Regions from separate parts of the Mus musculus genome. Here all the other regions are linked to region 1. A link is a loop called in an ENCODE intact Hi-C map of the cell type or tissue named here. Cell type or tissue: left cerebral cortex. All regions are shown on one strand. Region 1 holds the start of Mrgbp (MRG/MORF4L binding protein). Region 2 overlaps Dido1 (death inducer-obliterator 1). Region 3 has its middle 18 kb from the start of Gm30455. Region 4 holds the start of Cables2 (CDK5 and Abl enzyme substrate 2). Region 5 overlaps Dido1 (death inducer-obliterator 1). Region 6 holds the start of Bhlhe23 (basic helix-loop-helix family, member e23).

Region 1 (5,000 bases):
TGGCCACATTCACCCAGGGACCTGGAGACAGGCAGTTGGAGCATCTCTGTGGCCACCTGAGGATGAGGTGTCTATGTGCGGCGCCTCTTGGCAGCACTGGGGCTGGAGGGATTGCTGTTGGCAGTCAGGACCTTGTCAGTGACCCGGCTGCGCTTCCGCTTGTCTGCCCCTTCTTTGCACCCCAAGTCTGAGGAGTTCTTCTCTTTGTCTTTGCTGGATTTTTCTAATGCTTTCCCCAAGCTCCCTGAAGATGAAAAAACTGAGAAACAAAATCATTTGGCTGAAATAGAATATACAGACACTCATCTCATTTTCCTGTTCAGCTAGAGAAATCAGAGGTACATCAGGCTCTTTGTACCCAGTTATGTTCCCCTGGGTAAGTGCCCTGAACAGCTGGGCTTGAAGAGAAACCTGGAGTCCCAGGGGGTCTCCTGTCTGAGCCCACCTGATGCTCCCGGCCTTGGCCCCTTCCTTCTTGGCCCTCAGAGGCCCCCATCCTTGGCCCTTGGTTCCTTCCTTCATGGCCCCCAGGGGCCATCCTGCCTAAGATGACCTGCACTGAGTTCATCTTTAAGTGACCATTCACTCTTGACTCCATGGCTACCTGACCTCACTCTGCCTGAGGCTGGCCTGCGGTGAGGAGACTGGGGGGGAGACATGTTTGCTCCAAAGGGCAGTTCACACTCACCATCATCAGCCCCACTGTGGGGGTCCACATCCTCCTTCATCTCCTCCTTCATTTCTTCTTCAATGACCACTTTTCCTGTGGAGGAGACAGCTGCCGTTCACTGGAAACCCACGGTGGTGGCCAGCGCTGGGGGACGGTCTGGCCATGACTGCTTCCGATTCTCGCTGCCCACACAGGCCTCGGCGTCCATCACGAGACGGCATCCATCAGGAGACTGCCTTTGAGCACCGCTCTCCCCAGCCCTTGGCTCCCAAAACCTCCCAGGTGCCACTGGAGGTATGGTCTGAGCAGGATCCTTACACCTCCCTGGAGGCCCCAGACCGCCCCACCTTTGGCCTGGTGAGGCTTTTTTTATTCCCAGCCCTGGTGGTGGCCGAGTCTCACCTTCTCGGACTTCCTGAATGATCTCATCTGGAAGGACAAAGTTCCTCTCTGGATTTGGGAATGGAAGAATCTCAGACTCGTGCTGCCGGCACAAAGCATTTTTGTATTTTCAAGAAACAGAAAATAGGATCTCAGCTCACTAAGATGTACAGGAGAAGCAGGCTGGAGGCTGCGAGCTGGTGGGGTCCTTGCTCCAGCTTGCAGAGTCCACCTCAGCTGGGCTTTTCAGATGATTAGAGAGGACCAGGCTAGCACCAGCCAAACAAAACTAGAGGAGAGGACCATGCCGCTGAGTGAGCCCTGGAGACACAGCAGCTCTGCTGATGTGCACACAAGGACCTGACCCGGCTCACCACTGTAACACTCCCACCAGGCCAATGTATCCAGGGGTACCATGAACAACCAAAGGCACCTACAGCTCTACCCATCCTGGTCACCTGGTCTCACTGCCTACCAGACAAGACAGACAAACCTGACTAGCAAGGTTACTAGTTACCTGCAGAACCATCAGCCACTGCCAGCTCTCCAAACCAGTTACCTAGCTACCCATCAAGACACAGCTATCTCTAGGCTCTCTGAAGAGGAGGAGTCTGGCTCCCACAGTATACAGACTCTCAAACGACTCTGGACCCTCCTATACTGACGCTGTACCATTACTGCTTTTTACGGTGGCTGAAGGCTTCTTTGTCATCTCAGACCTCAACTATCACCTCGACGATTTTTGTGCCACCCAATCTAAAGTAGGTAGGTGCCCTGAAAAAGTAGTCAGAGATCATCGCTAGTCTGTGCTTTTCACAACAGGACTTAAGCTTTTCTGAGGAAGGAGCCTCATCCTTTGAGATCACCTCTGCTCTGCATACCAAACCCCAAGTGAGAAGAGGGTTCTGTCCTGTACCACAGCTGACAGGATCTGGGACTTGACTCCACGGTCAGCCCGTAAATGGGCAGGCCAGGATCCAACTCACCAGTGCCTGCATGTCGTACATAGTGCTCAGATGGTCCCAGATCACCTTGGATGGAACCTGGCGCCCAATATTCTGGCTGAACTTGTCTCGGATACAAATCATGTGGAAGTGCCGATTCACCCCTGAGAGGTAGGACAGTGGGTTGAGGGTTAGGACAGCACCTCTGTGCGTAGGACATGGGTGAAGAAGGAGGGGCAGGAGTGGGCAAACCCGCAGGTGCAAGTGTTGCAGGAGTCACATGTCAAAGGGGAAGAGAGGTGCCACAAGGCAGGTGGGTGTTCCAGGGGCTAGGGTGTGTATAGTAGGCGGGTCCAAGGACAGGGGGCTGCAGAGGTGGGGGGGTGGGGGGGAATGGAGGCGTTCCCTGGGGTAGGAGTGTCTCAAGGGCAGGGAAGTCAGGAGTGTCCCCAGGGAGAGGGCTTCTCGGGCAGGAAAGTCATAGGCTCTTAGACTAGTAGGGCACCCCAGAGTGGGAGGCCACGTCCCGTGGGAGGTCGCAGGCTCCGCCAGCCCGCCCGACGGTTTATCCCGCCCCACCCCCACGCCGGTGCGCGGCGCGGCGCTCACCGACAGGCTTGTGGCCCAGCATGGCGTGGAAGAGGCACACTTCCACCTCAGGGCTCCACACCACCGTCTCCTCAGCAGGGCTCGGGGCTGCCTCGCCTGGGCCCTTGTCGCCTGGGGCGCCCGTGCCGCCCACCTCGGCCTCCCCCATGGCCGCCGGCGATTGACGAGCGCCCGGCGCGAGAAGGGGGAAAATACTACAGGCTCCGCGCAGGCGCACTTGGTGTGGAGGGCGCGCACTCGCCGGGCTGGAGAACGCCGCGTGCCCGCGTCCGCGCAGGCGCAGCGAAGACTGGCTTCCGGTGCAGCAGCGACTCCTGGTGGTTGAACCTTTTACTGCCTACGGCTCTGTCCGGAGAAGGCGAGGGAACAAACCTTATGCTTTAAAAATGCACCAGATGGGCGTGGTGACACACTCCTGTAATTCTAGCTCTCGGGAGAGAGAGGCAGGAGTTCTGAGTCAGCCAAGTCTGCATAGCATGACACACACGGCCCAAAAATCTGGGCTTCACCTGGTTAGGTAATTTGGAAAAGAACTCAGCTAGAAGTGAAGGTGTGTCTCTCCTTGCCAGAGATAAATTGTACAATATGTAAATTACATCTCACTAAAACTGTTTAAGAAAAATAGTTTAAACAACAACAGCAGCAACAACAATAACAACAACAACATCCCATGGGCTAGTGAGATGGCCCATCTAATAGAGATCCTTGTGCACAGCCCATAACTGGAACTCCACCCCTGGATCCTAGAGCTGGCAGGAGAGGAGCAATTCTTAGGAGTTGTACTCTAGAGCTGGAGACATGGCTCAGCGGTTAAGAGCACTGACTGCTCTACCAGAAGTCCTGAGTTCAATTCCCAGCAACCACATGGTGGCTCACAATCATCTGTAATGGGTTCTGATGCCCTCTTCTGGTGTGTCTGAAGATAGCTACAGCATAGTCATATAAATAAAATAAGTAAAAAAAAAAAAAAAAGTTGTATTCTAACCTCTATATGTATTCCATGGTATATGCACACTTGCACACACACACCATAAATAATTTAAAAATTTAAAGCCCAACAATCACATTTTGTAGGAGTGAAGCTCTGTATATCTTTCAGTAGCCCTGACCTGAGTGCACGACAGTCCCAGAATTAAGTGCTTCCTTGGCATCAGAAGACAGAAATCCAGGTCCTGTCGGCCTTGCTACCTACCTGTACCTCCATTCTGTCCCTACAGTGGATCCACTCCAGAAGTGGTTGGATGATTAACTCAGACTGTCAGAATTTCAGGCAGGTGTTAGTAGCTCTACATGGGATTGGATAGGGCCAAGGGCTGGGCACAGCAGCCTTAAGAACATGGTTGCTTCTGGGCCTGAGTCACCCCAGTCAGCTGTGCCATGGGTCCTACCCTGCCACCCATCCAGGTTTCATTACTTACCCATTCCTCAGCCATTGCCAGGCATCAGAATCCCTTTTCTGACTGATGCCTCTCAGACTAAGATGTTGAGAACCTTTGTTCTCCTTTGTGCTATGGGGCCACTGTAGCTCTGAACTCTTGGGTCTTGATAAGGATCACTTGCTGGCTGCCACAAGCCTTGAATCCAGTCCTGACACTCCACTTGCCCCTCATTCAGGCCTGTAACCAGACAATGCTCACAGCAGGGAACCATGGAGGGTGCTGGCTCTGACCTGTCTCATTGTCTGGGACAGCTCAGAGCTCAGAGCCAGACAGCAGTCTGTGGCCAGGCTTCAGCTTTCCCACTGTGAAAGCGTAGCTGGTGGAAAAGTTCCCACAATGCCACAGGGGAGGTGTGGCCCAATAAAGCTTCATAAGGGGGTGTGGGGTCACTGCTATCATGTGGATATGATGCAGCTGGGAGTTATGATCTCACAGGGGCGGTGCCCTTGCCTCTGCTTGGTTGGCATGCAGAACTTGGCTTAGTTACTGTACGGCTGGGTGAAGCATAATCTACCATCTGGGACATGTCATAAAGCAAGTTCCCAACCTAAGAGCTGCCACATATTAAGTGCCCAGGAGCTGATTGATAATATCCTGGTTATTCTCTGAATATCTAAGGCATGGTAGACTCTGCTGCTGACTGCTTCTGGTTCCGGTCCACCTTAGTCTCACCCCTACCAGGTAGGATACTCCTTCAATTTGGAGTGCGTCCTTCTTCAGGGAGCTTCCCTATGTAACCCTCAACCTCATCTATCCTAGCTGGTCCTCTCTGGTTTGTGCGATCTCTGTACTCAGACCACATCCTACCAGCCATGACATTTGCAAACATCCGTCTGTTACTTCAGAACGCGTGACTGGCAATATAGACTTGATGCCTATAGACAGGTTGGATGGTTTAGGAGAGAAGGATGACTTCATTCTTTCTCTCCACGAAGCCACAGCAGGTCTCTGCAGAAC
Region 2 (5,000 bases), 74 kb before region 1:
CGACCGGGACCGAGAAAGGCGGCGAGACCGAGACAGGTCCCGCAGCAGAGACCGAGACAGGGACCGTGAGAGAGCACGAGACAGGGACAGGGACCGAGGCCGGGACCGGAAGGACCGCAGCAAGAGCAGAGAGAGCCCTCGGGACCAGAAGCCTGAGGCCAGGACCTCTGAGGGGGGCCCTGCTGCAGCCCAGGCCTAGAGGCCATTGCACTCGGGGCTGGGGACACGACCTGCTGGTGTGGACAAAGACCTGTGTCAGTTATTGTGTATATAGGCTCAGCCTGGCAAAGACCCCTTTAAAAGCCAAGTGCATAAAATGTGTTGAGCAAAGAGTTTTTGAAATAGCTATGAACTTATATACAGGATATAATATTCTGGACTTCAGGAATTACTGTAATTTTGTGTATAATGGTTTGTTACAAATTTTCCCAACTTTACAATTCTGATTTTTTAAAAATATTTCCATTTAAAATTAGAGAAATGGGAAAATGTCTACAAAAGCATATTGCTTTTTTTCAGATTATAAAGTTTTTTCCAATAACTTGACTGGTGTAAGTTTTAAGGGGATTTCAGTGGACCTTAGAGCTAGCTTTCCCTGTGTAGCCATCTCTGCTTCCGTCTATCCAGGGGCTTTCCTCAGTGCTGTCCTAGTCGGAAAGCACTATTGTCGAGGTGAGCTGGGGGCTGTGCGCAATTGCAGCGGTGGAAGAACTGCCTTCTGAGGCCCGCCCAGCTCCCAGCAATGCAGCACCTTACAAGTTTTTTCAGAACTTAATTAGAAATAGCCTGTCCTAGTAGAAATTGTAACATTTTTAAATAACAATTTATTTTTAAATGTTCAAATTTATCAGCCTAAAGAAAGAAAGATTCAGTTCAGAGCATTTAAGAGGGAAGAGACAGGAGTCAAGCATTGCCCATTGCTGCCCTCTGAGTGGCTCTGCAGACTGACAGACTCCAGATAGGCGATGGGTTTGGAAGCTTCTCAGTGGGATGGGGCAATGTTTGTACCAAATCTGGAAACGAAGAGGATGGTGGTGAAGCAGCCTGCTTCATGGAAGGATAACTGCTGTGTCGCCCCGGTTGCCTCTAAAGATGCTGTAAGAAGGCTGGCTAACGTATCTGACTGTGCAAATATGTTTGATAGTTCCTTTTATATTTTCATAAACTTACTTTTTCAGATAGAGAATTAGCTTCGTTTGTTCTTCGGAGTCTTATTTCACTGTACATCACTACAGATTTTTTCACTTTATAGCACAGATGTTTAAGTTGAAAAGACATGGGAAAATAGCAATTTGGGATATTTGCTATTGTAAACCAAATAGTAGGCTAAATTACATGAAAGTGTCAGTTTCAACATCTAATATGTGAAGGTTTTTTGTTTTTTTAAAAAAGTGTAAAGTAAAATTTTCTAACTTAAATGCACAAGCATAAAAATCAAGTGTGTTTCTTTAGGTTTACTTTGTAGAAATTTCTGTACATTGTATTTTGTATTGCAGAGTGTTATATCACTGTCCATTGAAACACAGGACTCCATAGGTTTTGTTACTTGAAGTAGAATAAATATCTACAGAGTTCTTGTCTCTCTCTTCACTCAACCTTGACCCCTAGTTGTCACAGGTACAGGCAAAGGCATCCCACTCCCTACTGGCAACCCTACTTGTGTGTTGGATGCTGCCGGCTGTGCTACGGTATCACCGCCCACAGAGTAATGTGCTGGCTGATGTTCTATAGAGAACCCTGACTGCAGGTTCATGGGATTACAGGCAGCCTGGAGGTGTCACTGGAGGCAACATGCGCCTTGGCAGAAGGTAGTGGGTCTGAAATGCATAAGTGCCATGGATAGAATCTAGCCTTTCACTGCTGGCTTTTTTAAGGGAGCTGAGCTGTAGAGCCAACATTCTAGTGTAGTTGGCTCAGCTCAAGTACATGTGGTCCTGCCCTTGACTGCCACCTACTGGTAAGACTTGGACCTAAATCCAGCTGCTACATCCCCACATGGTACCCAGTGCAGCAAGAATTTGGCAGGATGATCCTGACCAGCACCCAGCTGAAGTGTTTGCTGGGGCAACTCACCAAAGAAGCCCCTGACAGCCATATCCACTTTCTGTTTTAAGACAGTCTCACTATATAGCCTCAAATTGACAGCAATCCTGCTTCAGCCTCCTGAGTTCTGGGACTGGCACCATTCCTCTAGTTCTCATCTTAACTTTACATGTGTGCCTTGGCTGGGTTATATCACTTGTATTTATTCTCAGGCTCCGTGAAACCTATTGCAGGGTTGTATTTATTCCAAGGCTCTGTGAAACCTATTGCAGGGTTTGGTGGACAAAGCTTACAGCTCTGGCACACCTGAGAAGGCAGAGTAAGGGGAAATGAAAAGATTTATTAGGGGCCCCAGGGTATGGTAGTGCCCTCCACCTCATACTAGACCCCTGGCAACACCAGCTAGGACATACGTTGCCAAGCCCAGTAACAAGCAAGCAATGGTGTCTGTGTCCCAGCGAAAGCAGTGATGACTGGGTATGTCTGCAGTCATACCAAGGGCAACAACCAGGGGGAAGGCAGCTGGCAGGTACTGGATCTCAAACCTGCTGCTTCCCACAGCAGCAACACGTGTGGGTGTGCAGGGTGATGGTCAGCTAACTTTACACCCAGCAGACTGTCAGTAAAACATATTTGCTTTCCTCATTGCTGTGACATATCTGATAGAAACAAGGGAGAAAGGAAAGACTGATTAGTACTTCAGGGTCAGTGCTTTGTGGAGACAAACAGCAGTCATTGACAGTGAGAGCTTGTGGCCTGTCCTCACATCTTAGTGAATCAAGAAGCATCCCTGGGGCCAGAGAGATGGCTCAGCAGTTAAGAACACTGGCTGTTCTTCCAGAAGTCCTAAGTTCAATTCCCAGCAACCACATGGTAGCTCAATACCATCTATAAATGGATCTGATGCCCTCTTCTGGCATGCAGAAGTACATAATGATAGAGCACTTTTTTATATATATAAATATATATTCATTATATATATATATATATATATATATATATATATAATGAATCTTTTAAAAAAAAAAGGACAATTTAAACAAAACAAAACATTGCTCAGGACCTGGAGTACAGTTTGGCTGAACCCCTCAAAGCCACCCTTCCCTAACTTGGTGGCCTATGTCAACCAGCTAGGTCCCCTCCCTGTCTTAAAGGTTTTATTAGCTCCCAGAGCAGAACCTTGTGTATTCAAAATTTTAAGCCTGTGGGGGACATTTCAGAGCCAACTATAATACTTTAATCTACTTTTTTTTAATTAATAAAATTGAGATTGTGTATAGTATTGTAGGTTTACTGGGTAAATCCTCAAAGCATACCATGTTTACAGCAGGGCTTGGTAGCACATGCTTTGTAGGTAGACAGATTTCTGAGTTTAGGGCCAGGGTTGCATAGTGAGACCCCGTCTCAAAAACAGTATTGTTTACAAAGTTTTTACTTTAAAAAGAAAAAAAAAGTATGATTTTTTTTTTGTTGTTTTTTTAAACTTAGCTTATTTTGGAGTCACCTGTGTTCTGTAAGAAGACCTGACCAACTTATTGGATCACCAAACTCGACTTTGGTAGAATTGTTTCTTTTTCTGTCACCAGAGCCTTATCTGAGGTGAACAGAAATGTTCACATCTTCCCAGGAAGTTAACACAGTAAAAGCTCACCAGGTGGGGTGCGGGGTGGGGGTGTTGGATGTGGTGTGGGGGTGGGGGATGCAGTGGGTGGGGGGGTGGAGTGGGGGAGTGCAATGGGGTGTATCTACAACCCTAGCACTTGGGAGCCTGAGGTAGAAAGACAGCTCAGGACTTGTACGTTTGTAAAGTCCCAAGTGCTGGTGTAGAAAACCAATGGGAAGTACCGGAAGTGTGCACGAAAGCCCAAGGCTGCTGTGACATCCTGGTCAGTGCTGGAATGGTCTGCCTGCGCCGTTTTGCTTTGCCATGCTGGTTTCAGGGACACAATTACCAAGTGAAGCTCCAGGGAACAAAGACTTGTGCAAAGGGCGCTGTGTGGCTCCATAGAAGCCTGGTGCAAGAAGAGGGTCTGGCCCTGTTGATGTACTTCATGCTTTACTGCTCAGGCTTCCTACCTCTCTGCCCTTTGGCCTCGGGGAATACTGCCCTACAGGCCTGGCGTCATTGTATAAAGCTGGCCAAAGACCTGAGGCCTCACGGGCATGCTTGCTGCCCCTCTGCCCTCAGGAGACTTGTGGCCATCTGTCAACCTTGCTGCCTGAGTTCTTTGTCTCTGAACAAATCAGAGTCTACAAAGACGGGGAAACTGTGAGCAGTGTGTTATTCCATGATGCACACCAGTGTTGTTAACGACCACAGTGCAACTGGGGCCACAAAGATGTAACAGGTGACAAGCAGAACACCCGTCCCCTTAGAAAATCTAGCACTTTTCAAATGACTTACAGAGTCACCACCCACTCAGCAACAGTCAGAGCCAGCTTTGTTTGAGGGGATATAATTGCACCCAGGAAAGAAAATGGACTCTGGGGACTGAGCTGTTGGAGAGGCTGTGGCCCTGCTCAGGCTGGCGCTAGGACAGGTACTCAGGCCGGTGCCAGAACAGGTGGTTTCCCAGTGCTGTACAAGCTGGAGGATTGGGGGAAGCAGTAAGGGAGGTTCTGGGGGGGCACTGCCCGTGTTTGTAAGCCAGGGCCCTCCTGAGTCGATTATGGAGTGGCTGCATAAAGGCGATACTTGGAGAACAGAAGGAAGATCAAGGTGGCTAGGCTGGGACACGGGTGAGAGGCAGCACGGGACAACCTGGGGATCTGGATTGGCTCTGGATCTTGGTGGCAATGCTATAACATGACTTACTCCTCAGAAACCCAGACTTAAAAGAGGGCCCATCTTATAGTGGAAGGAAACTACAGACTGGAGTTCCAACTCCTGTACACATGTATGTGTAAGCACGTGTACACACATCCTCACAGGCACATACATGAGTAAGCACGTGTAC
Region 3 (5,000 bases), 160 kb before region 1:
TTATCCTTTCTAATTGTGACTGAACTTGTATCCCTGGACATGTAATAAAAAAATCAGACATATAATCTGTACTTCTTGCATATTCATTAGCCTGTCTTTGTTCTGTGAAATGTGTATAAATAAAGAGGCACCTGGTTGCTAGTCAGTCGGAGGTCCGGAGTGTTCCGATCAGTCAGTTAGAGATTCAATTTCCTCCCTTGAAGACTCCTCATCTCCTCTGTTGGCTGTCCTGATTGTTGGAACAGACCCTAGTATCTCAGAACGAAAAGAAATGAAGCTGGCACCAGAGGTTTTGTGTCCCTAAAGTCATGGTTCTCCAGGCTTCCCCTCCAGGACTTGGGCCCTTGGGGAACCAGTGGGTGTGTGGTGCAGCATTCAGGGGACTCTCAGTCTCCTTCTCTTCTGTAGCCTTGGGCCAAGGTCCTCTCCTGTTCCGGCTTATGACCCTCATGGCCTCCAGCCCCCAACCCCCAGCTTCAAATGAATCAAGAGCATCTTTTGTATTCCAAAGGCCAAAGGGCCAGGCTTGCCTTTAATTAAAATGCACATCCTTTAATTAAAGGCCCCATAACACATGAAGGGCATCACTGAAATACGACGTGTGACATAGTCATTACCCCGCTGTTAATTACTAATTAATGAAGCTATTTCAATTAATAGCTTCCCCACCACCACTCCCCCTTGGACGGGCCCCATGCTGAGGTGAGTCCCTGAATCACCCTCGAAAACTGGCTTCTTGCCAGAGACTCTAACCTGAATATTCATGACTCAACTTCACTGCTTTTCAATTAAACATAATAAAGTAAACCCTATCAAAAGTATATTTCTAGCTCACAAACCATCTCCTTTACTACCTCCCTTAGTAGGAGCCAGTGGGTGGGGGAGGGGTTGGCAGACAAGGGAACAGAGAACACTGGGGACTGGAGGCTCTGCAGCCCAGGGCACCATCCCAGATCTGATGGCTTCACCCAGAAAACTGATGTCCAGGGGTTCCCAAGGGAAGAAGTGGGCACCTCAAGGCATTGTTATCCTACAGCTGAAGGACAATAGCCCAGAAATAGGGAGACAAGCCTAGAGATGTGGAGGGGACATTAACATACTAATTATGAATATTAAGCAGCCATTAAAGACTCTGATTTAAAGGAATGACAGGGAAGTCTCACCTAAGGTAACTGGGGGGGGGGGGGCAGCCCTGTACCTGAGCTGAAGCTAGAGGTGGGGGACTCCTAGGGAGGTTTGCACAGGACTTCAGGAGCCTGTAAACAGGTCAGTTACTTGAGCAGGCACAGTCTCAACTGAAGGGACATTCAGGCAGAGATAGGAGGGATCAACCAGTTGGTTCACAGAGACACTAGGCATGACCAGGCTGCAGGAGATGTGTCCACACCTCCAAACTCCCCTATGAATAATCTAACAACTGCCACGAAGACTGTGGCCAATCCCAAAATCTTTATGCATAAAGTGGGCTAGGCCCTGCAGCATCCCTGTTTAGTCCTAACGTGCCTCTCTTGTTCTAGATTAGATTCCCAGGAGACTCATCTCTTAATGGGCCCCAGTGTGGGAAAAAGAGTCTCTTTTTCCATAAAGAATTGACTGTCCCCTGAGGTGGAGTTTGAAGGTCTCCAGGACAGTCTACTAAAGTCCCACGTGCCCAGGGAGGACAACTCTCACCACCTACACTGAGCCCAACATCTAAAAGTAACTCTTGCTCTGAGAGGATGTGAGAACAGGCTCCCAGGGGCAGCGAAGGGCCTAGGGTGTGAAGAGGAGGATGCGGGAGGGCGGGTGCTGGAGAACCACATTACAACGTCTTTTGGAGACTCTGGACCTGCAACCTCTCTGCTCAAGCCTTCCGAATCTTTTCATCAAAGGTGGAGTCAGGAGCCCCATGTCCAATTCTCCTGGGCAATAGGACGTACCCACTGTGGATGCTCCAGACTAAGGGCAGGACGGACTGGTCGAAAAGTTCTTACTTGTCATACATCCAACATGCCCATCTCAGCCCTGGGGAAGAATCGAAGACCTAGAAAAGGTTCCTCTTGGCTTCACGTTTGTCTTTACCTCACTATGAACTGGGCTTGACTTCTCCGGTGCCTTTACTTCAATGCTCTCTCAGCCCCCTTCTCTTCTATGCTGCAGAAGACTGGCCCCTCCCTCACATTGTGTGTCCTGAGACGGACGCTAGGTGGCACCAGTCCCCACAGAATCCTGAAATTTAACGTGGCCCTGTCTGGCAGTGCCCTCTGTCGGCCAGAGGTGGAATATAAATGGCTGTATTCAAGGTTGTGGGCTGAACCGGTAAAAAAAACCCACCAAGACTAGTTCACACAGGCATAGCTACCCACGCACATACATACCCACACGCACTTATACAGACTCTATTTCTAGGAAGCTAAAGCAAAGAAGAGGTGTCTTCCAGGTTCCAGGCCCATGTGAGAGAGGCCCCATCAAACCCCAACGGGAGCCTGGACTGGCCCAGAAGCTTTAAAAACATGTTTCTAGCCGGGCGTGGTGGCACATGCCTTTAAGCCCAGCACTTGGGAGGCAGAGGCAGGAGGATTTCTGAGTTCGAGGCCAGCCTGGTCTACAAAGTGAGTTCCAGGACAGCCAGGGCTATATAGAGAAACCCTGTCTCAAAAAACCAAAAAAGAAAAAAAGCAAGATAATAAATTTTGCATTACCTGTAAACAGGAGGAGAGGGATTGGGAGAGGGAAGGGGGAGGGGGAGGGGGAGGGAGGGGGGAAGGGAAAGAGACTAACTCAAGGCAGGCTCCACCCCTTGAGCCCGGGAGGATGGGACTGTCTTAGTGTTTTCTTTCTTTTTTTCTTTTCCTTTCTTTCTTTCTCTTTCTTTCTTTCTTTCTTTCTTTCTTTCTTTCTTTCTTTCTTTCTTTCTTTCTTTCTCTTTTTTTTAATAAAATGTATTTTATGTGCAATGTATTTTTTGACTGCAATGTACGTCTCTGTGAGGGTGATAGAAGCCCCTGGAACTGGAGTTACAGATGTGTGATCTGCCGTGTGGGAGCTGAGAATTAACGAACGTGGGTCCTCTGGAAGAGCCGCCAATGCTCTTAACCATTGAGCCACCCCTCTAGTTCCCGTCTTAGTATTTCAATTGTGCTGTGATTAAAACATCCTGACCAAAAGCAAACTCAGGAGGAAAGGGATTGTTTCAGCTTACAATTTCCTGCTCACATCTCATTACAGTGGAATCTGGAAGTAAGAATTGAAGCAAAGTTGCTAGCTTGCCTCTTATGGCTTGCTCAGTCTGCTTTCTTATACAACTCAGGACCACCTGCCCAGGGGTGGCACCCCACACAGTGGACTGGCCTCTCACATTAATCACTAATGAAATGGCCCCGCAGACTTGCCTACAGGCAATCAGATGGAGACATTTTATCAACTGAGGTTCCCTCTTCCCAAATGACTCCAACACCTTAAATTGACAAAATGCTAGTCAGAGCAGGGGCCTTCTTAAATATGGCTACCTAGCTTCAAGAACACAACTATGGAAGGTGTGGAAGCACAGCCTGAGGGTCCTAGGGTGCTCCTCGGACTGAACAATCAGGCCTCATCCTACAAGGCCAGGTTAGAGAGATAGCTCATTGGTTAAGAGCAATCCCCGCTCTTCCGGAAGACCCAAGTTTGGTTCTCTCATACTGGGCAGCTTACAACTGCCTATAATTCTAGCTCTGGGGAGCTGGTGAGATGGCTCAGTGGGTAAGAGCACCCGACTGCTCTTCCGAAGGTCTGGAGTTCAAATCCCAGCAACCACATGGTGGCTCACAACCATCTGTAAAAAGATCTGACGCCCTCTTCTGGAGTGTCTGAAGACAGCTACAGTGTACTTACATATAATAAATCTAAAAAAAAAAAATCTAGCTCTGAGGAATCCAATGCCCTCTTCTGGCCTCCCTGGGCACCCCAAAACATGTGGCACACACATACACACACACACACACTTTTTTAAAAAAGATTTATTTATTTTATATACATGAGCACACTGTAACTGTCTTCAGACACACCAGAAGAGGGCATCAGATTCCATTACAGATGTTTGTGAGCCACCATGTGATTGCTGGGAATTGAATTCAGGACCTCTGGAAGAGCAGTCAGACTGCTCTTAACTGCTGAGTCATCTCTCCAGCCCCTAACACACCAGTCTTAAAAGAGTATTTTTATTCAAAATTGGAAGACCACAGAAGAAAGTTTGTGCTCACAGGTTACTTCATGGCACACCTGGCTCAGGGCATCTTGCTCTGGAGATTTGTGCACACTTCTGACAGGAGTTGTGCAGATGGGTGAGCGAGCACTGCTCGTGCACCAGGACAGCAGAGAGGGTCTAACCTATGTCACTGCTAGCCCAGGCTGGTGCATGAAGAGGCTGGAAGTGGACACAGATGTTTTCTTCTACAGTAACTCCATTTTTGAGTCAAGGTCTCTCACTACATCTGAAGTTCACCATTTACACTAGAATGGCTGGTCAGTGTGCTCCAAGATTTGTTGGGTGGGGTTATGGCGCACATCACTCTATCACTGTGCTTGGCTTTGGTGTGTGGGTTCTGGGAAGCCAGACCCAGGCCTTCGTGCTGTTCAGCAAACATTTCACTCACTGAGCCTTCTGCCCTGCCTTAGGAGATGATACAAGGGAAAACTCTCCTCCGGGCATGGCATGGCCATTCTGAAATGATGTCTGGCGCGAGCCCCTCACAGGACTGAGTACATTAGCACTCCTCACAGAGCAGAAGTCATGAGGCAGTTTAGCCATGCAAACCCCCCTCCTCACCAATGATTTCGGAATGAAGACTTTTCCTGTGTGGTATAGCCACCTGTAAGTTGCCCATGTTCCTGTAAATAACTCCAATTAAACTCACTGGTAACCTGTGCAGTGGTGGCTCACGCCTTTAACCCTCAGCATGTGAGAGGCAGAGGCAGGAGGATCTCCATGAGTTTAACACCATCCTGGCCTACATAATGAGTTCCCAAAACAGTGAGGGCTA
Region 4 (5,000 bases), 310 kb after region 1:
AAAGAAGGTCAGAGCACAAAGGCTAGCCCTGGAGCAACTGGAGGAGTCAGACACATCAGACACCAAGGTGGGTCCTCAGTCACTCATTCAAGTTAGTCCTGGCGGATGCCCAGGCAGGAGAGGGTGTCCTTTGCCCTGAGCGTGTCTCCTTCTGCCCAGGCGGGCCTGATTTCTGAGGCAAGTGCAGAGCCAAGCATGCCAGGGGTGGGGCATGCTGAAGACCACCAACAGAGTCAGCAACAGAAGAGGAAGCGGGCCTCAGACCTGCAGGACAAAGGTACCTACCTCCGGGAGGGGAAAGCGGGGCCTGGAATGTGATGGGTGTGTCTCTAGACACCTGGAGAATAGCATCTGGGTTCCAGTTGGAGCCTGATAGAAGCCCCGAGCCTCTTCAGGAAAGGCCTCTGTGAATCCTGGCCAAATGACCTCCTTGAGGTAATCCTGGGCCTTAGCTTCCTTCCCTCAAGAAGACCAACACCAGAGTTCCATAAACTTAAGAGTTAAGAGTGCGGCTGAGAGGGTCTGGGGTGCAGCTCAGTTGGCAGAAGGCTTGCCTAGCACCCCTGAGCCTCTGGAGCTCACATCCCACACATAAAGAAATAACATCTTCCACAGAGAACAATGCGTTGGTTTTTGTTCTGATTTGTTCTTTTGTTTTGTTCTGAGACAGGGTTTCACTATATAGCCCCGACTGGCCTGGAACTTTCTCTGTAAAAAAGACCAGGCTATATCCTCAGATTCACAGACTGACCTGCCTCTGCCTCTTGGGTGCTGGAATTAAAGGTGTGCACCACCACCCCCAGCCACGGGAACAATGTAAATTACATTAGGATCCTCAACTGCCACAAGGCCAGCCTAGGCAATATGAGCCCCAGTCTCCAAAAGAGAGACAGGGAATTGAAGACAGTTATACCGTGCCCTGTAAGCAGCTCCCTGGTGCTGGCATCTTTGGACCCTCTTGTGACCCTCTGGGCAGCCACAGAGGCACATCCAGCTGGCTCTGGGGTATGTGTTCCTTCAGTGTCAGGGCTGCTCACATGTTTGCCCAGGGCGGTACCTTTGAGTTCAACTCTGTCTGATAAGATAGCAGACTCCCAGCCTGGTCCTGGGTAAGAGTGTCAGGACACTTCCTCCTCCGGTGCACAATGGTGAGTCTTTGAACACCTAAGCTAATATGCATGTACCCTATGTTTGCCCAGGCTACAGCTCAGCAGGCTGGGCTGGGGCCACCACAATAAGCCATTGTTGCCGGAAAGGGACTGACCGCAGCCTGTGTTTGCTCCGAGTGGAGGCCAGGGTTTCTGTGTCATTTCCAAGCACTTCCTGCTATGTACGCACGGGCTGGGGTGTGGTCCACTGAGTTACCAGAGTCTCACCTTCTGCCTTTCACGTTGAGTAAGACAGCCAGTGAGAACAGGCTCATGTCCCGTGAGGGTCATGCTCCCACTTTGCCTAGCAGGATGTCACACATCCTAGGATTAACTCAAGCCATGCAGAATGGGAGGGGTTTGTAGCTGTCTCTGTCTGTGCTCTGACCAGCACATAGACTCAACACCACTTGACACACATGAGGGAAACTGAGGTTCTGCTCCATAGACCCAGCATCTCAGAAGGTCCTGGGTGTTACTTGCCCAGACCAGATGCCCACCCCTTGTGGTCATAGTCCCAGCCACGCTGGCAGTGAGAGAGACTCTGGGGTTAGGCTCTGTGAGAGTCAGCCCTTTGGTCATACTTGTGGGTCTCCTCCCGTGCTCCAGCCAGTCACTACCTTGTCAGGAGCAAGAGTGGCCAACAGACTTCACCAAGTTGCGTTTTCCTGAGCCTAGAAGTAGAAAGCCAGAAAAACCGGCTGCTGCCATCTCTATTCTAACTTCATCTTTCCCACAGCCCCCAAGAAGCCATCCCAAGGGAAGAGGAAACCGAAGGAACCCCTGACACCGGCGGAAGGTCCCAGGAGCCCAAAGGAGGACTTCAGCCTCTCCCCCATTAACAGCTGTCGGGAGACCTAACTCTCCAGACTGAGGGACACTGCATTTGCCCAGAGGTAGCTGTCACAGACTGTTGCCTGCACAAGTCAAGCCACACGACCTGAAGATAGCTCGGAATAGTCAATGCCCATAAGCTCCGCCTACATCCAGAGGGGCTGGCCAGCCAAGTCTCTTCTCAGGTTTCTGGGAAGCTCCTCCCATCTGAAGGCAGGGCGGGGAATAGGGGAGCCTCAGCCTAGCCCTGCTTCTTTTTCTGGGCAAGGTCCCCACCTCCAGAGGAGATGGAGGTCCCAGACTTTTCCAGGCTAGGAAGGACGCTTCAGTCAGCGCGGTCTCAGGCGCCCCCTTGTGGAGTCTTGGCAGATGCAACCAAGACTAAGAATTAAGAATCAGCCCTGAACCACTAGATCCTGATGGTATTGAAGAAACTTAGGGAAATACCTGTGTATGAAGTTTAAGAGCTGCCATTTCCAGGGCAAAAACAGGCACTGTTGGCAAAGCACCAGTCAGGGTCCAGTGTGGGGAAATAAGGGAGAAAGAAGCTGCCTTGGGGAGGTCAAGGAAGGTGGCACCTGAAGCTTAGATTTGGGTTTTGAGGGTTGAATAGAAGTGTGCCAAGCAGGCAAAGTTCCTAGCATGCTCTTATAAGCATCTAAATATGTGCCAAAAGGTCAGGGTGAAAGCCAAGGAGAACTCACTTGACCATAACTGAGTGAGGAAGGCTGGAGCTGGCCAAACCAGGTAGAAGGACTACAGCATAAAAGGGAACTGTGGGTATAATTGTAAGAGCCTGAAACTTCCAGAACTGGAGAAACTGTCACTGGGACTGGGTGAGGCCTGGGCTTAACAGAGTACCATTCTCTACTGAGCACACCTGAGAGGCCCGAAGGACAAAATTCCAAGGGACAGCCAGGTGTGTGTGTGTGTGTGTGTGTGTGTGTGTGTGTGTGTGTGTGTGTTCAATCAGTTACAAGATTCTTCAGCTTTTTCAAATTTGAATAAAACACAAGCTGTATGTTTTATCCACTTTGACCTCCTGGTCAGGTTTGGTCTGTGAGGGAAAAAAACCCACAGTACCACACCCAGGAAGAGGCCAAGTTCCTGTTTAAATGTCCCTCAATCACCTCACAGGTTTGTCTGCCAATATTGGGGTCTAGCTCTAGGGCTATGTCCACACTCATGGTACCCTGCCAGGAGCACACCTCCTTGTCATCCCTGTCAGACAGTGGCTTCTGTTAGCCACGATCAATTACCCATCCCAAAGCAGCTTAGTCATACAGCTAGCACCTCATACTACCAGAGACCAAAACTCAGAAAGGTAAGCAGCCTGAGTGTGAAGGACACCACCCCAGGTCAGCAGACACCATGACCCCCTGACAGAAATTACTCTCTCTGGGAGTGCCCACCACTCAATGGACCAAGCCCTGCGTTCTACTAGACAGGAAAACTGTCCACCTTGTCACTGGTTCCTGGCAGGGTAGCTAGGAAAAGGCAGTGGAGAAGAGGGGGGTCAGAACAGAGTAAGGGTAAGCCTACTTGTTCAGGGATGACAGGGAGATGCCATGGATAGAGGGGGGTGTCTGACAGAATCAGCCTGCCTGAGCCTTAAAAGCAGGGAAGGAACTGGCAGTATGAACTCCTATAGGTAACACTACCGATGGCTTCTCCCAAGGAAAGAAGCCACTTCCCAGGGATCTCTCTCCCTCAACCAACTCCACTCCAGCACCCATTTTAAGCAGCCACAGGACCAGAGCAGGCAGTGACCATAGACCAAAAAGAACATTGGGGAGATTTTCCTTTGTGTTTCTTCAATGATCCATCAAACACTTTAAAGACAAGAAGTCGCCGGGCAGTGGTGACGCATGCCTTTAATCCCAGCACTTGGGAGGTAGAGGCAGGCAGATTTCTGAGTTCGAGGCCAGGCTGGTCTACACTATACAGAGAAACCCTGACTTGAAAAACAAAACAAAAGAAAGATAAGAAGTCCACATAGGTTGGGAGCTGGAAAGAGCAGGTGATGGTAGGGTGAAGACTCTGTACAGGGAAGGGCCGACATACACACACGGTACTGAGCCAGAAGGGTTTGTATACTCGAGTCCTGGACATCCTCCACGAAGGAAACTGAAACTCCAGTATCATGCAGACTCAAGACCACGTCCATGAGGCAACTGAGATGTCAGCTGCCCTCAGACCATAGACGGGTGTCTTCAGCAGTCAGTGAGGAGGCCAGGCGGCACAGCCCGGAAGTTACAGGCTCTGGTGGAACATGGATGGATACCTGCCCAGAAGAACCCCAGGGCTGAGGGAACACCCCGGAGCAAGTGACCACAACAGGCCCGCACCCTGAGTCTGCAGCCCATAATGAACATTCGCTGAAGGGTGCCCTGTACACCGAGTCCTGGACGGGAGAACAGGACACAGGTTCCGTGCACCTACCGACCTTGCCGTGTTTAGCCACGCCAAACCTACAACAGACAGAAGACTCTAGGACTCAGGGGAGCGCCGGGGCAAGCCACATATCGCTAGCCGATCGAAGGGCTCAGAGGAGCCTCATTTGCATGCAGGCGCGCCGCAACCAATGGACAGGGACCGCGGAACTATATTTGCATATGGGCGCGCCGCGGCCAATGGGCGGGAGCGACGGGGTGGTATTTGCATACAGGCGCGCCGCAACCAATAGACAGGAACCGCGGAACTATATTTACATATGGGCGCGCCGCGGCCAATGGGCGGGAGTGACGGGGTGGTATTTGCATGCAAGCGCGCCGCGGCCAATGGGCAGCTGCGCGGCGGCGCGGCGCGGCGGCGCACTCGAGCATGGCCGCGGCTGCGGCGGGAGGAGCCCCGGGTCCGGCCCCCGGCCCCTCCAGGCCCGCGCCGGCCGCCCGGAACCCGCCGGCCGTGCCGCGGAGGCGCGGGGACTCCCGGCGCCGTCAGGCCGCCCTCTTCTTTCTCAACAACATCTCCCTGGACGGACGGCCCCCGAGCCTGGGTCCCGGAGGCGAGAAGCCA
Region 5 (5,000 bases), 96 kb before region 1:
ATTGAGAGTGTCGTCATCAGTGAGGAGCAGTGTCTCCTCTCTGCCTCTTGCTATCCAAATGGGACCAGTCCCCTTTGATCCCTCTTCCTCTGCACAGTGGGAGGGCACCACACAGTCTATGCAACTGTGTCCCAAGGACTCTGGCCCTGTCTCCCCACTGCCTGTGTGCAGAATACACAACAGGGGAGGGGAGGGAGGGAAGCTCAAAGTGAAGCCAGTGCTGGAAACACTTCTACATTCTTCGTGGATGCTCACCATGTACACTGAGAAGACTGCATGGCAGAGCTGAGCTGAGCTGCTGCCCCTCTGAGTGGATACAGGCAGGCAGCATGCTGCTCTGCACAGGAAACCACTCCTCCACATGCAGGTGATTCGATTTCACAAACAGTTGTTCCCCTGATTTATATATTTTTTCTTTCTAGAATATCTGTACAGTTTCCTTAATTTATAGAAACAATTGTCATTTTTAAAATTTCCAAAGATTCTGATATCGCTGTTACAGTTTTTGTATCCTTCTGTGTTTTATTTCCACTGACACCTCCCATTGCCAGGGGAGGGTAGTGAGCTGAACACTTGCCTAAAATATTCTTGGGTTATTAGAGTTTTGAAACAAAATTTAGTATTTATACTTATAATCACAATAATTAGTATTTTGGACTCACTAAATGGCTCATCAAGTGACTTAAAACACTGGTGTTTGAATGGATCTTGACATGACATTTCATCGGGCTGTAGGGAATTAAAGCAAAACCCCATCCACCTACAAACTCAAACCTGGGGAGTGGCTGCATCCTGCACAGGCGACCAGGTGGGTGGTAGAGCAGGGAGAACATGGGGTTTCCCAGGGCATCTTGAGGTGTGGGCTTCAGGAGCACATTTCATGGGGTCATGAAGGCGCCCTGTGGCGGGTACTAGAAACCTACAGGTGGGCCTGTGTTTTATCAGCTGCATGAGCCGTTTATTTGTCTTCACAGTTGTTAGTGGCAATAAAGGGGATAGGAGAACGGCTTTGCACATCTTAACCAAGCCCCTCCCAGTTTGGGGGGGGGGGGACAAAATTGGTAATGAGGGGGTTAAACTTGGCAGCTGTTGAATAATATACATAGAGCTAAAACTTACTAGGTTGTTGGTTACATTCTTTTGGTATCTTGCTTTTTATAAGTCTTTTAAAAGCCCACTGTTGAGAAAATTGGATCATAGCATTAACTTGAACCTGCAAAGTGAGCCCCTAAGAGTACTCCAGTCCTATAGCTGTCCCTGTGTCCTTCACCTCTCTGAATGACCTTCCTGTAAACTTAAGGAGCTGTGGATCAGAGTTAACACTCCCAAGAAAATCCTTTTGATGGCATTGCTGATCTCAAGAGTGCAAAGGTCTCCTCTGAAGATGCCTGCCACAATCATTAGTATAAAGTGATAAAATGCTTCTGATACACACCAACATGCACATAGTTAACATGCTTAGTATCCAGAAGTTAGAGTGTAAACGTAGATCAGATTCTTGGCTGCTTTAAAGAAGGTTTGGGCAACATTGATTTGCCACAAACCTGGAAGAGCTCGGCAAGAACCTAAGGTAACTGGTTGCATTCTCTACACCTGGTTATCCACTGCACCTCCAGCATTGGCCCCATTAGGTCTGGAGGGTCTAGGAAGGCACACAGATTGTTGTAATAACTTGGTACAAAGAAATAATGGTTAAAATGAACTTGGCTGAAGTCATCTGTACCTGGTATGTTTGGGGAAATCTGAGAAACAGCAGCTCAGCTTCCACGTAGCTGGGCAGATTGAACACACCCACATGGCCCTCACCACACTGTATTCCAGTGACTAACAATGTAAGAAATTACCAATCCAACATGATTTAAGCTGAAGATTTCAAGATCCTATGTGATTGGTTAAGATAACTTGCAAGAGTTGGTCTCTGCATTAAGATGGAAGTCAAATACTGGACATGAGTAAGAAAAGATTTTCATCTAGTTGGATGTGGACCTCTGCAGGGTCACATGTTTAGTCACATGCATAGTCACTGGGCACTCATCTCTGATGTAGCCTGTGCTGCTTTGTCCAAGCCTCGTTTTCTTACATATAAAACTAAATTGGTAACTTCTCTTAAAGATAAGTATTAATTTTTTTTGATGGTTTCAATATCAGTCCCGGCCACCTTTTTCAGTCCTGCCTCAGCCTCCTGAATCCTGAGATTACAGGCATGTGCATGAGGTGTGGGTAGAGGGAAATTATTTATTTGAAGATACTTAAGCATGTCTAGGAAGCAACAGCAAAAACATTTCCACTGCCACCTCACTGGAAAGAGGTATGGTGAAGCAATGGGAAGTCCTAAGTTACATGAGCCAGAGCTGAGGAACAGAATTCAGCACCTGGCCTTGTTTCAAGGTGCTGCTTGATCACTGTCTTCAAAAAAAGCAACTCCCCTTAGGCTTCTGGAGGTGAGATACCTGCATGGGGCCAGCCTGCCCTCCTAAGACTAGCCATCAGGCAGCGTGACTGGGATGGGTGGGACTATAGGTGTGGACCCCTACCCTGCACCTGGATCCTGTTTCAACTTCATGCAGTTGTGGGGTTCTACCTTGGGGGTACATGAGCAGGGTTTGTTCCCCTAATGCCTTTCTCTTTCCTGCCTTTGTGGATCATTACTGCCACCTGGTGACCAACAGAGCTATAGCAACCTTACTAATGGACCCATGGTGTGAGAATAGAGTTGGGTTCCCATGCGGAGCACTCTACTTCCCTACTCCGTCAAACTTTCAGCAGCTTAGTTTCCATTACAAAGAACTGGTCATGACAACCTTTGCTTCCACTAGTAGTCCACAGGACTAGAGATGCCTTCCTCCTTAGTGTTGGTCAATACCTTCTTACCCCACGAGAGGGCAGAGAAAGCTAGTAGTAGAGACAGCAACCCACAGTGTAAAGTGCTATTAGTAAGATGGGTCTCTCATGAGTTACAGCTATGTAATTTTTATATAGTTAAAAGTGAAGTGAATTCTTCAATTGGAACAGTAGCTCAATAGGACGTTTGTCCAGTATGCCCAAGCCACAGGTTTTTGAAAACCCAGTATTGGGGTAGGGAATGGAATAAGGATTTGCAAATTCATTCATTGTTCTATTCAATCATGAAGGTCAATCCCTGTTGCTGGCATTGCTGCCCTAAGCCAACACCACTATTATTCCTACCTGTAGGGGCTAGAGAAACATGCCAGTCCCTTGAGCAGTTGCAATGGGTAACTGTTGCCCTGTTTAACACCACCCAAAATAGAAGGGGGCTTGGTGTTTCAAGATGCTAGTAGGCAAATGGTTAGGGAAAGCCATCATTTATGGGACATATCAGTTTAATTACATAACATGACTTTTATGCACTGTTGGGAGTGTGCCTAATGTGTCCTAACGTCCTTAAGAGGAAAGAAGCCACCAGAGCTGTCAGGCTGCAGAGTGATGGTTAGGGAGTTACGTTAATAGGTGGTCTTCAGGTATAGCTGCTCTCAAACCATCAAGTGTGTATACTTGGAGTGTCAGGAATAACTGAAATGTAGTCCGGCCAAGAGAGATTGGGTCTTTGGTGGAACCTCTGGTTTTGAATTCCCTGTTTGTGACCAGAAAAAAAACAACACAGATGTTTCAGGCCATACTACTATATGGAGGGGCTTTGTCGAGGGCTGGGTGATGCTTTGTTTTGTAGAGTGGAAGTCAGCTGGCAATCTAGTACACATTTATTATACCCCTGTTCAATGTCACACTCGTATAGCACTTGGTCCATACCATTATCTGAGTGTTCATTCCTTCTCTGTACCTTCCTCAGAGGACTCTTCTAATTTTTAACCACCACACAACCCAGCAGTCAGATATGAAGGTAAATTGCTAAATATAACTGGAGCCAAGAGTAGTAGACATCCACTGCAGAGTCCTTGGACATTGTCCTTGATCTATGGGAACCTTGGCTCAGAATGTGTTTTCTCCATATATTTGTCATGTATACTGTATTGTAAAAATAATTTCTATTTTGCACAGATCTGCCTTTTGGTATTTTCTGTCCTCATCTAGAAAAACATCAGAGTTTTAGGTAGATGTCATTGTCACTCTGCAAACCCCCTAAAGTGCTTTGAGGTTGAGGTTTGGCATGCTTCTGAGCAAGTATAGAGTTCACCTGTAGCAGTCCTCTGGGATGGAATTGAAGGGCTTCAGATGAAATGCAGCTTATATTTAGGTTCCTCAGTACCACTTTATAATCAGCCATATGGCAGTGGTTTAGGCTACCTCTCAGACAGGTTGGTCGTCAGGTCTGGCAGTACCTGATGGTGTCCCTAAGCATATAGAATAGCTTGTTGAAGAGGGCTGTCCTTGTATGTGGCATCTCTGCTCTTTGAGCTCTCTGCCCTTCCTGGGAAATTGGAAATGGTTACTGGGAGCACAAGGTGGGAAGTCCTCATTTATGATCTTAAAGTCATGCTTCAGTCATATACATGCTTAAACTGTAGTGTTTAAGGATTGCCTATCTAGATGAACCATCTCATAGTTGTTTGTTTCTTGCCGGTAGGACACCTGTCCTGAACCGAATGTTGCCAGACATTTCCTTACCTCATCTGACCACTTGGACTGCTGGTCAACATGTTAGACAAACAGACAAACATCATTCAGTTCCATGGCCCAAGCAGGACTTGGAGGAGGGGAAGGGTGGAGGGAGGGAGGGAGGAGAGAGAATGAATATGAGATTGAGTATGCCAGAGTTTATTTCCTCCTTGAACTATGTGGATCTTGTGACCTGAACTTGGACTTGCCCACAGGTACCTCTTTTTAGACATTTTGTGTGCCTTTGATGCAGGATTTTAATTAAACTGATTTGATTGCCCACTGGCATCTAGAAGTTTTGGTGCAAGCAAACCTTGTGACTTAGCATTTGTTTTAGACAATCTCTTGGTTTTTCAAGACAGGGTTTCTCTGCAGCTCTGGCTGTCCTGGAACTAACTCTATAGACGAGGCTTACCTCAAACGCT
Region 6 (5,000 bases), 200 kb before region 1:
GACAAAGGGTACTTACAGCCAAGTCCCAGGTGCTATAATCAGGGTCAGCACCACCCACCCACATCTGACTGGTAGGGAAGACATGCAGGACCTAGAATGTTATTCTCATGGAGTAAGAACTCTATCTTCTGGGAAAGAGGAGTGCTGAAATACGGGGGAAACTGCTACAAAGTAACTACATCGAGACTGAAGCCGAACCCTGTGTTTCTTCTCTCATAACCTGAGGAATCACTCTAGAGAACACCCCTCAACTAAGTCAACTAAGCAGTGCAGAGCAGAACTCCACAAGCCCAGTTCAGAGACTGTCAGCAGTGCAGGTGTGGGCTGGGCGGGGTGAGAACGCCAGCAGGAGACTCTAGTAGGATGAGGTAGAGGCTGTCCTGAGGTTAGTTAGGGTGAGGGCTGTGTATCCCAGAATACAGCTTCTGAATGTCTTTGAACTAAATGTTTTAGATGAACGAGTTGCACATTATACAAATTATGTCTTGATAAACATGTTTAAAACACAGCTGTAGTGTTATGTATTACATTTGTATGTGTGGTGTGTGAGCAGGTGTGTATGTGTGTGAGTATGTGAGTGTGTGCATGTGTGTATGTGAGCATGTGTATGTGTGAGCATGTGTATGTGAGAGCATGGGTATGTGTATGAGAGAGAGCATATGTGTGTGAGCATGTGTGCTGTGTAAGCATGTGTGTGTGTGTGTGTGTGAGTGTGTGTGAGAGAGAGAGAGAGAGAGAGAGAGACAGCACCTGTATGGAGGTCAGATGACAACTTTCAGGACTCACTTCTCTTATGTAGGTTCTAGGGATTGAACTCTGGTGACCAGGCTTATGAAGCGATCTTGCCAACCCTAAAAACATAAATAAAACATACACAGGACACTTCCTCATCACCTTGGAAAAGGCTAGCAGATGCTCCTGTGGGGGAAGGGAGAATAAAGGGGAAAGGATGAGGTCTTGTCAATTCTCCTGCAGCTGGTGCGCAGATGGGAGCATGTCCCTTGTGGAGCTTCTAAAAAGATCCTGGGGAAAAAAGAAAGAAAGAAAGAAAGAAAGAAAGAAAGAAAGAAAGAAAGAAAGAAAGAAAGAAAGAAAGGGAAAAGAAAAGAAAAGAAAAGAAGAAGAGGAAAGGAGAGGAGAGGAGAGGAGAGGAGAGGAGAGAAGAGAAGAGAAGAGAAGAGAAAAGAAAAGAAAAGAAAAGAAAAGAAAAGAAAAGAAAAGAAAAGAAAAGAAAAGAAGAGAGGGCACAAAGGCAAGACTTTCCCCCATGGCCCCTGTGGTGGTTTGAATAAGAATAGGTTCATATATTTGAATGCTCAGTCATCAGGGAGTGTTACTACTACTTGAGAAAGATTAAGAGGCATGGCTTTGTTGGAGTGGGTGTGGCCTTGTTGGAGGAAGCGTGTCCTGGGGATGAGCTTTGAGACTTCAAACGCCCAAACCAGGTCCTGTGTGTTCTTCCTGCAGCTTGCAGATCCAGATATAGAACTCTCCACTACTTTTCCAGCACCATTTCTGCCTGTGTGCCTCCCTGCTTCCTGTCATAATGGCAATAGACTAAACTTCTGAAAGAGTTGCTGTGGTCATGGTGTCTCTTCACAGCAATAGAACAGAGCCTAAGACAGTCCCCCGTGGGAAATGAAAAGTCCATGCCCAGAAAGAATTTGAGGGCATGGACTCGTGCCACCCAGAAGCACTTGGGAAGTCTGCATGAGGCAAGGGTCACCAGGTTCCCTCATATGAGATGGCTGAATTACCCAGAGGAGGCCACCATTACCTGACATCCAAACAGTGGGGGAAGAGTCTCATCCAAAATCTAAGGTCCATTTTAACCTCAAAAAAAAGCCAGACCACGCCCACTCTGAGTCAGGATGGGGCTGTCCTGGCTCCAGTCCCATGCGTTATCCTAAGACCATGTGTGTTACGGAGAGGACCCACATCTGTAATGGGAACGTACAAATGGTTGGTGCAGAGCATCATGTCCTCCCATGCTTCGTGGATGAGAGGCATCAAGAGCGCTGCCTTCTCAGCTGTGGTCCTACTCAGCCCTGGTATGCCTACGGCGCCCAGCTCCAGCAAAGGAACGTTGGATAGGGGTGATGGTAAACCTGGGGTTTCTCCAATTGCCCACCAATCTGGGAAAGAGCCTGAGAAGTTGCTTGTGCAATCTCCTTATCATCCAGCAGGTGGCAGTGTGGCACTACAGGTGGCAGTGTGGCACTGCAAAACTCTGCCTCTCCTTGCAGCTCGCCTATTGCAAGTTGGTTTGCAGTTTGTTTGGTTTGTTGGTTTTGATAGGATCTCATATGTATCTCTGAATGTCCTGAAACCCACTGTGGAGACCAGGCTGGCCTTGAACTTAGAGATCCACCTGCATCTGTTTCACAAGTGCTGGGTTTAAAGGCAAGTGCTACCACACCCAGCCATCTTGCCTATTACAAACAGGTGGCTGGCAACCATGCCTGTCCCCAACCTAACCCTTCAGAGCTGTGATGGATGCAACTGAATGTTCTCAATTAACTGGATGTCTCCATTTCTTTTTCGTCTCTGTGATAAACACTCTGGCAGAAAGCAACTTGCAGAAGGGTGGGTTTTAGTTCATGGTTCAAGGTAGAGTCCATCGTGTGAGAAAATCGAGGTGGCGGGAGCTTGAAGCAGATGACCACATCATACACACAGCCAGAATAGGAGAGCAACTGATGCTTATATCACTCTCTTCATTTAACAGCCCAGGATCCCACCCCAGGGCACAGTAGACCTGCCTTCTCAGCCTACCGTCATGACCAAGATGTCTCCTACAGAAATACTCAGCTATACCTCCCAGGTGATTATAGATTCTGTCAGACAACTAACATTAGTCTTCTAACTGGAGGACATCTACTCTCCTGGCTGGGCAGTTTAGAAAGCTCAGAGTCTATCCCTCATAGACCCAGGTTGTATCTTTAATGCAAATCAATAGCAGTCATTGTTAAAGCAAAGCTTGAAGACCCACCACATCCATGGCCATGGCCTAGAGTTTAGTGCACCCTGCTGACACCCCACTCATAACAATATCCACTCCACATCACCCAAGAGCCTCCCATTCAGCATGGCCACAGGAGCCGTCCTCCACCCACAGGCTGAGACCTGGATCCGTGCAAACAGCGCTCTCTTCCTAGCCTCCCACACTGCTTTGGTCAGGCTCTGGAAGCTCTACTGGACTGGAGCAGACAAGTGCAATGCTGTCCTCCCCTTCCAATCTATGCAGTTGCTGCCACAGGGGCAGCTTCAAAACTACTCTCTTGGGATGTCATTCTGGAGGCCAACCTCCCTGTCATCCAAGGAGACAGACTCCCCTGAACAGCTTCAGGGGCTTGTGCTACTACTGTGTGCCTTTCCATCTTTGCATCCCAATGGCCCCATTATTCCTCTTGTAGATCTTGTCTCTTGTTGCCTGAAGTGATCCATAGCCTCAGGACTGCCAACTCCCACCCATACCACCATCAGCCCAGGGACAAGTACTTGGAAAAGGACTCTTAGAAGCACCTCATTCTTTGGGCCAGGATGTCCTTCTAGGTGATACCTGCCCTCCACAGTGTAGCTGGCCACATGGTGAACTAGTTCTGGCAGTCAAGAAGATGTTGTCTGGTTTCTTTCTTTTCCAGGCCCAGAGCAAAGTCTGATGTTCCTTAAGCACATATGTGTTTGTATCTGTGTTCTTGCATACTGGTGATGACATAGAGTTCCTGGAACCTTCCAGAAAACACATGGCTCTCACCGACACTCACTTCACAAGTGTGCCTCTAGCATCTATGCGCTCTTAGAGAGTGCCCAACAACTGAATAATTTCTTTTTCTGGTGAAACTCAGAACAGAGTTGGAAGCCAGGGAGACCCCATCTCTTACCATATTGAAGAGAATCGACCTCTTGCTGAAACCACAGAGCCCTAACAAGTTCATACCTTGGAGGACTTCTCAAAAAGCACCAAGCCCCTCAGCAGCCTTCATGTTTGGGGCTTTAGTTGACAAATATGAAGGGCCAGCCTGCAGCCTGCAGCTCCTCATGTTCTTTAGGTAGAAAGGGAGCCTTCAGCACTAGGTGGTACCAGAAACTCAACCTGCTCTGCCTTTCCTAACCTCAGAGAGTTTGAGTCTCCAATAAGGCAGAGACTTTGGCTTCGTGGCTCCCATACTAGGAAAGATGAGCCAGCCCCTAGCACAGCCCCTGCTCCTGAGTGTGTAACAACATAGGAACCAGACACTCAGGACCAGCCGGAGCACAGGAAGCACCAGGCTCTAGATTATCTGTTGTGTGGGGAGGGGTCTGGGCTGAGACTGAAGCCTGGGCAGGTGAAGTCAACCCCAGTTCCTCACTTACAAGAAGGAACCTGGACACTTCTACAGCGACCTCTGCTCAGCCCTCACTCCCCAGCCAAAACAGAAAATCCATCATACTCTTCCCCCCAGGACAAGACTGGGAATCCTTCACCTCAGAAGTCGAGGGAAACGTCTGTCTGTCCTAAGCAAAAGGTTTCATCCCAAACGCGGGAGCCACACTGGAATACACCTGTCAGGAGAACTTTGTGTTGAGGCGACAGACAGAAGGGACCGACGACCTGCCGCCTACAGGAAGATGATTTGATTTGGTTCAACTCGCAAGGATACGGAGACCTGGAGGAGAACCCAGCTGGGAGCTCCCGCTCAGCGCGCAGCTCCTGCGGATGGGGTCTCAGAACAAGGCAAGACTGGAGCTTTGGGAAAGTGACCCCGTAGGAAACAAGAAATGGCAGTTGAGGGGCCAAGAAGCAGGCAAAGCGCCCTCAGGTTCCGCGGCTCCCATCTTCAGGCCCGTGGGTCCGCATAGAGGGTGGAGCGGGGCTGGGAAGATGCCGGCAGCAGGTCCCCTCTGATTGGACGGCGTGAAGTCCCATCGGGAGCCTCAGCAGCTTAAAAACGAAGCCAATACGAGTGGGAGGTAGAGCGGCCCCGGCCGGCCACGCGCCTTGGTGAGAAGGCGCAGGA

What was found. Peaks named below come from ENCODE experiments on the same cell type or tissue, not always from the same donor. Only the 100,000 strongest peaks of a DNase experiment are listed, where the experiment ranks them.
Region 2: it touches region 1 in a loop (2.4-fold over the local background); 4 of 42 quality-filtered maps call a loop at or near these places.
Region 3: a loop joins it to region 1, with 8 times the contacts of the local background. A loop is called at or near these places in 25 of 42 quality-filtered maps.
Region 4: it touches region 1 in a loop (12-fold over the local background); 16 of 42 quality-filtered maps call a loop at or near these places.
Region 5: a loop joins it to region 1, with 2.2 times the contacts of the local background. A loop is called at or near these places in 5 of 42 quality-filtered maps.
Region 6: it touches region 1 in a loop (7-fold over the local background); 19 of 42 quality-filtered maps call a loop at or near these places.

The regions. Positions count from the first base shown.
Region 1 is chr2:180,580,560-180,585,559 of GRCm38, reverse strand. Mrgbp (MRG/MORF4L binding protein) reads right to left here and starts at 4,338. Exons shown (of 6, transcript NM_028479.2): 1 at 4,023-4,338; 2 at 2,605-2,949; 3 at 2,038-2,159; 4 at 1,073-1,154; 5 at 689-763; 6 at 1-259. The coding sequence starts at 2,752. The coding sequence ends at 72. Gm30144 (a long non-coding RNA gene) reads left to right here and starts at 3,692. Exons shown (of 5, transcript XR_001783605.2): 1 at 3,692-4,724. In left cerebral cortex, a CTCF peak has its summit at 2,922 (motif pointing left); a DNase peak (open chromatin) is centred at 2,904; H3K4me3 peaks cover 1,812 bases; H3K27ac peaks cover 690 bases.
Region 2 is chr2:180,654,538-180,659,537 of GRCm38, reverse strand. It overlaps Dido1 (death inducer-obliterator 1), which reads left to right. Exons shown (of 16, transcript NM_175551.4): 16 at 1-1,575. The coding sequence ends at 199. Among named protein-coding and RNA genes, the nearest start is that of Tcfl5, 14 kb to the right of the region's middle. In left cerebral cortex, a CTCF peak has its summit at 1,953 (motif pointing left); a DNase peak (open chromatin) is centred at 1,930.
Region 3 is chr2:180,742,675-180,747,674 of GRCm38, reverse strand. No RefSeq gene overlaps it. Among named protein-coding and RNA genes, the nearest start is that of Gm30455, 18 kb to the right of the region's middle. In left cerebral cortex, a CTCF peak has its summit at 2,216; a DNase peak (open chromatin) is centred at 2,238.
Region 4 is chr2:180,273,261-180,278,260 of GRCm38, reverse strand. Cables2 (CDK5 and Abl enzyme substrate 2) reads left to right here and starts at 4,796. Exons shown (of 10, transcript NM_145851.2): 1 at 4,796-5,000. The coding sequence starts at 4,806. Rbbp8nl (RBBP8 N-terminal like) reads left to right here. Exons shown (of 13, transcript NM_173031.3): 12 at 1-67; 13 at 160-615. The coding sequence ends at 318. In left cerebral cortex, a CTCF peak has its summit at 2,330 (motif pointing left); DNase peaks (open chromatin) are centred at 2,306 and 4,639; H3K4me3 peaks cover 841 bases; H3K27ac peaks cover 326 bases.
Region 5 is chr2:180,676,559-180,681,558 of GRCm38, reverse strand. The region is part of intron 6 of Dido1 (death inducer-obliterator 1); the gene reads left to right. Among named protein-coding and RNA genes, the nearest start is that of Gm22502, 19 kb to the left of the region's middle. In left cerebral cortex, a CTCF peak has its summit at 2,683 (motif pointing left); a DNase peak (open chromatin) is centred at 2,696.
Region 6 is chr2:180,776,856-180,781,855 of GRCm38, reverse strand. It overlaps Bhlhe23 (basic helix-loop-helix family, member e23), which reads left to right and starts at 4,956. Exons shown (of 1, transcript NM_080641.5): 1 at 4,956-5,000. In left cerebral cortex, a CTCF peak has its summit at 2,175 (motif pointing right); a DNase peak (open chromatin) is centred at 2,198.